Regions from separate parts of the Homo sapiens genome. Here region 1 is linked to region 2. The links are chromatin loops, found by intact Hi-C in ENCODE. Cell type or tissue: CD4-positive, alpha-beta T cell. All regions are shown on one strand. Each heading gives the region's core, and the rest is flanking DNA. Links, peaks and the distances in the headings are about the cores only.

Region 1 (2,932 bases), core at 338-2,837, 52 kb after region 2:
CCAATGACTGAATAATAGAGACTTATGTTTTGAGGGGAATTGTGGTAATATTTTATGCATCCTTTTGCTTTGATACAGTTTTTTTCAAATCCAGGTTCCCATCCTGAAATTGCTGACCGAGCTTTCATTTATTTTCATACCATTTTTCCTCTGTCTAGCACGTATTGAAAAAGCTTCTGGCTATAACAGAACTGCTTCAACAAAAACAAAACCAGTATACAAAAACCAATGATGTCAGGTAGCAGCCTTCGCCCCAGTGTTCTGCATGGATTCAGCATGTCCAACATGGTAATTCACTTCAGTTTAATGTCTCCTTTGCTCTTGCCAAAAAATAGCACACTTTTCCACATTCCAGTGATGTGTGAGCTATGCAAACAAAATCCAAGATTCTGCTGGTGAATAACTATGCCAGCAACCTTGTAAGCTATCTGTGCAGGATATTTGCACTATTTCCACATGGAATCAATCTTTAACAACCTCTGAGCCTTGGTGTACAGACCACCTTTCACAAAACGAAATGCTATGACTGTATCTTGATATCTCGAACTTTCAAAATATATTTTCAGTACACCCAGTTGCCAAAGTTTTGCTGTCTCTTAGAGAAAGAACTATGAAATCAACTGACAAGAAACACATTCTTATTGACAATTGTGTATAACTGGATTGCAGACTGTTCTTACTGTAACTACTTCCTGATTAGGAATATGACCATTTGACTGTTCAATGATTATTTGTATTTACAGTTTCCAGAGTTTGTCATTATAATAGGAACAATCTTTGCTGTATACTTTTAAAAAATACTCTGCTATTTCTCTTGCTGGAACTGTTGAAAGAAAATATATAGAATGATCTATTGCTCATCAGCTTTATTTTTTAAACATACGACTTATTTTGTTGAAATTGTCAAAGACTGTATTTAGATCTCATAATGCTTTGTTAAATGTTTACAAGTAAATAGTTTGAATTCAGTAAATATTATTGGTTGTTGTATTGATCAATGCATGTTACCCATTCAACCATTTTATAGACTACCAATTTCTTTTATGTTAACTAGAATGCTTTTGTTAAAAGTTATTTGTTCATTATTTGTGCTACCCCTTTGATTATGCAGACAACCTCATCAGCTGCCTAACTTATCCATCTTTGAACTTCTGACTACTTGTTGTATCTGCTGGATATTTAGTTCAACTGTATAGTTTTATTTACTTCTGTATGTGTATTTTTGTGAAGTATTCACAAAGGTTAAGTTAAAATAAAACCAAGGGATATCTTGCATAATTGATTACTTCTGTCTAAAAGAGCTAAGCATTTAATTTATTTATTTTCTTCCTCCTTCAGGGGCAGTTTAAACCTTAGCATCAGAGCAAGGCCCAGGGAGAAGCTGAAGCTTTAGATTAGTATTTTTGCTAATGGCCTCTTTTGAAAAGGATTTTATAAATGCAATAATTCCTTCCCTCTCATAATTGTGCAGGGCAGATAGATAGGACATATGGAACATACGTGGCAGAATGACATTGGTAATCAAAGTGAGTGAGACAGGAACCCAAGGAGGTGTTCCCACAGTAAGGAAAGCCCTAGATTCCAAGAGCAACACTTTATGCTATTCCTCTAATGTATAAAATACAGGAAAAAAAAATGCTAAGGGCTTAAAAGATGTCTGCTTAGTAGTTCCAAGCTACAAAAGGCAGTTATTTCTATGGGGGCTGCTAACCTATGTGGCTTCAATCACCGTTTAACACTGATACCAAAAATCTCAACATGTCCCATGCTCCTTTTCCTTGAAATCAGCTCAATTCATTCCATTCTCTCCCTTCTTGGCTCTTTTATCAAATTACTCTCCTTTCCACCCCTTCTGTTTTTTAGCTGGACTTGGACCAACATAGTATCCCAGGTGGTCTCCTTCCTTGGTTACATGATAGAAGACAGGGAGGATATGGATTAGTCAAGATATTTTTGCTGTGCACTTTGGCTCCCATTTATCACACCTCAATCTTTAGCCATACTAACCTGTCATTCCTCAGTCTGAAATCCTTCTCCCTTTTATTTAAAATCACAAACCTGACTTACCCTGCTTCTTATATTTTAACATCATTTGTCTCTCAAGTTGAAATGGAAACTTGTTACTTACCTTTGTAGGCCCTCTAGTAACTAGCTTGTCAGTGTTGAAATAAAATCTCTCACACTTTAACGTTTTTAATGGGGCTGGGTGGGAAAATTTTCAGTGATAAGTGTGGACCTTGCTCTGATGCCAAAGTTTGGCGATCTGAAAGGGAAAATGAGACAAATTGTGAACATCTTGTAATTCTGTCTAGAGCCTAGCAGCAATATATTTAACTAGGACTGCGATGGAGGATTTATAACTTTTGGCTTCTTCCACTCTGCTTTTGTAAAAATCTCACATCACGAATTTTATTCCTTTCACTCTGGAATGAGAAAAAAAAAAAACCCACAAAACTCAAGCCTACAGTGTAAAGAATTATTGTTAGAGAGATGAATATGCATATAGTAAGTATTGCCTTAAAATAGATGTAACTATAATGGTACCTACCTTTCTGGAAAGTACAGCCTGGGATGTACTGAGACTGAGGAGGTGTGTGTATTTGTGCAATTTAATTAGATTCAGGACACTTGAATTACTCGGAATTCCTTCAAGCCAGTTTTCCTGAAAAAAATCTGGCTTGGTAAACAGACGTCCACAGTTTGGTTCCAATTATAATAGTTAACACTTACTGAATACTAGTGTATGCAGGTACTATTCTAATTAATCCTATGAAGAGTAGGCATTTTTATCTTCCCCATTTTCAGTGTGGGAAACTGGCACTTAGAGGTTTAATAACTTACCAAGGTCACATAGTGAAATACAGCTGGCCATGATTCATATGTAAGTAATTTGCTGTAATAGTCTGTGCTTTCATATTTTTATATTGACTCA
Region 2 (2,932 bases), core at 116-2,615:
CTAGGATTAGGACTCCTAATTCCTAGATTAGTATTCTGTATTCTACAGTAAAAGAGATATTTACTCCATATAGGCAAACAGTATTCGTACTGAAGCATCTTACTATGATAGTTTTCCTATAAAATTTGTTAGTTACAACTTTTAGTTTGGGTTTCCCTCTCCTTGCTGTACCACCATCTTCTCCATCCTGATTACTTCAAGAAATTGCACTATAGTTGAACTTTTCTTGAGCTCTTGGAATTCTGGATCAAATTTAACAAGATAACCTTTAAAGAAAAGTGAAAATTACTCAATGTATACAGAAAAATAATAATAACAACCCAAACCAGAATAAGGAGACATGACCTCACATCAGTACAAGGGATCAAGGAAAAAGTTAGCAACTCAGTATGAGTGAATAATGTGATGTGGTTGCTAAAAATGAATATAGTAACATTATAAATTAATAGTGGAGTAATTCCACGTCATTTATAAACAATTTTCACTCCAATATGTAGAATAACTTTCATGATGGGCTTTATTAGAGGGTAGTGAATTCTTTGTAGATTGAAAAACCATTTGGACATTGTCTAGTCTGTGAAGATGTTTCGGGCATTCAGTTAGTGGTTAGATTTAAGGAATTTCTCCTTCTAAAATTCTAATTACAGTTCCCCAAACACATTTATACTTTCATGTATTAACTCTAGAATGTATGCTCTCTGAGGGGAGGGATTTTTGTCTCTGATTCACTGATGTATTACCATTGCCTAGAATAGTGTCTGGCATTAGTAGGCATTCAGAAAATGTTTGTTGAGTAAATGAATGTTTCTATGTTTATAGTTTTCCCTCTTCCTTGACATTCTTGCCCTGATAGATTGCCTTGTAAAATTTGATTCATCTTTATGAGCTCAGTTCATATGTCATCCCTGTTTCACAGAGGATTTATGCCTTTCTGGAGTCTCTTAGGCAAAATTGTTTCCTTCTGTATTTCCATAGCACCTTGCTAATTCTGCATTCTGTTACACTGTCTAAAATTAATAATTGTGTAAAACTCTTCTACAAGAGATTAACTCCTTTTGGGCAGTGACACAATGATAATGCTATTCATTTTTATAGTTTTTTTTTTTAAGCCTACTCCCTTGGATATAGTAACATTCAGTGAGTGTTTGATTTTAGTTTGATTAGGTATTTAATGAGTGAGGACCAAATTGTGAGAAGTAAATCCACATGTAGTTAGACCATTTTTCTCCATAATAGTGGAATGAGTAACACTATTGTATCTTAAATCAGAGGAATATAGAATAAAATAAAGTTCAAAACATAGTAAAAGGGGGATGTCTTTTATATTGAAAGTAGAAGTTGATGTTCACTTTTTACGGGCTCAGAATGTCTTACTGAAGAGGTAGCATTTGAGATAGTTCCTTCCCAGATTGGTTAGGTATTTATCTAACAAGTAGAAAGCAAAAAGTGGAAAGTACATTCTAAGAACAAAAAGTACAAGCTACAGTGGTGGGAGATTGGCAAATAGGAAGTTATGTGTGACCATGGTATAGGAACCAAAAAACAATTGGTAGTATGAGACAGGAAATGTAGACTTGAGTCCTGTGGTAAACGACTTCAGTTGCAGAATGAGAAATTTGTAGGCAGTAGAGAGGTGTTTTTTTTTTGTTTGGTTTTTCTTAATGTAGGGCACAGCTGCTGTTGAAACTGATGTATCCAGATTAGAGTGGTGGAGTAGGACATAATTATATTAGTTGGGCTGTTGTTTAAGAAAAGTCGATAAGAGGGCCTGAGTTAGGGTAATGGCAACAAGAAAAGATTAAGAGAGGTTTGGAAAGATATTTACTGAACAGAAACATCTTTTTTTATATAAACATAAATAAGGATAGTGTGGGGATATGTTTGCAGATACGATTTTCATGAATTTTAATAAAAATTGATTAATAGTTAATTATATAAAATACTGTCTTAATGTCTTCCCTTTAGGGCCGGGAAGAAGATCCACATGAAGGAAAAATGTGAGTTTGTGTTAATTATTAAAATGAAAAAAAAAATCTATATTGTAAATTTACTAATTGGAAAACTTTGGCCAAAAAAATTGTTTTTTAAGGTTTTGGACTGACTTAACTTTTAAATTTGGCTTAGGGAACTGATTTCTAAATATTTTCTTAAGGATCTAGTGATAAAGTCTTGTTTTTAAATAAAAGGTAGCTGATAACTAAATATAACTCTTTTTATCACCACACTGAAGACTTTGAATAAACACTACATTTATAACATTATGAATGTCACAATTTGGCACATTTTAAAATTATTCATAGTATTTCTTGGTTATTCATAGTATTTCTTGTTTTATAGCCACATCTTTTATCCCCCCAAAATAACGGTTCTTCACAATTTTAATAAGATTCAGCAAGGTCTTTTTTTTTCATAATCTTCAGACTGATTTTATGTATATGTAAGTTTTCTTTTGAAGATCTGAACCATTAATCCCAATTCTCTCTTACTCACATTTTAATAGACTATTCATCTCCTAATATCTTTTCAGTACAACATTTTTTCTTATCTTTCAGCATTTAGGGATGGAACTTGAGGCTTGCCTCAAGTGTTTGCTTTTTCTGTTTTCTAACCATTAGAATATAAAAACATTCAACTGACTACTCCATTTGCAGTCACCTTGTTTAATGCTTCACCCTTCTGTAAGTGGAATATGTAAGATATATTCTGAGTTCATTTTTATTGTTTCTTGTAGCTACAAAATAGATTCCATTAGTGAGACTGTACCCTGCTGTTTGTATTAGTTTGAAGTCTCCTCTCTACCTATATCAGGAGTTTCAAATTCTTTTTTGTTATTTTTTCTTTTTTTTTTTTTTTGAGACAGAGTCTTGCTCTGTTGCCCAGGCTGGAGTGCAATGGCACGATCTCTGCTCACTGCAACCCCTGCCTCCTGGAT

The links. Peaks named below come from ENCODE experiments on the same cell type or tissue, not always from the same donor. Only the 100,000 strongest peaks of a DNase experiment are listed, where the experiment ranks them.
Region 1: a loop joins it to region 2, with 3 times the contacts of the local background. A loop is called at or near these places in 7 of 110 quality-filtered maps.

Annotation. Positions count from the first base shown.
Region 1 is chr5:87,390,642-87,393,573 of GRCh38, forward strand. RASA1 (RAS p21 protein activator 1) reads left to right here. Exons shown (of 25, transcript NM_002890.3): 25 at 159-1,275. The coding sequence ends at 242. It also overlaps a transcript of CCNH not described here. Among named protein-coding and RNA genes, the nearest start is that of CCNH, 21 kb to the right of the region's middle. In CD4-positive, alpha-beta T cell, for the core only: no CTCF peak of the experiment used is centred there; no DNase peak of the experiment used is centred there.
Region 2 is chr5:87,339,325-87,342,256 of GRCh38, forward strand. RASA1 (RAS p21 protein activator 1) reads left to right here. Exons shown (of 25, transcript NM_002890.3): 6 at 1,966-1,997. It also overlaps a transcript of CCNH not described here. Among named protein-coding and RNA genes, the nearest start is that of CCNH, 72 kb to the right of the region's middle. In CD4-positive, alpha-beta T cell, for the core only: no CTCF peak of the experiment used is centred there; a DNase peak (open chromatin) is centred at 1,567; H3K4me3 peaks cover 437 bases; H3K27ac peaks cover 1,642 bases.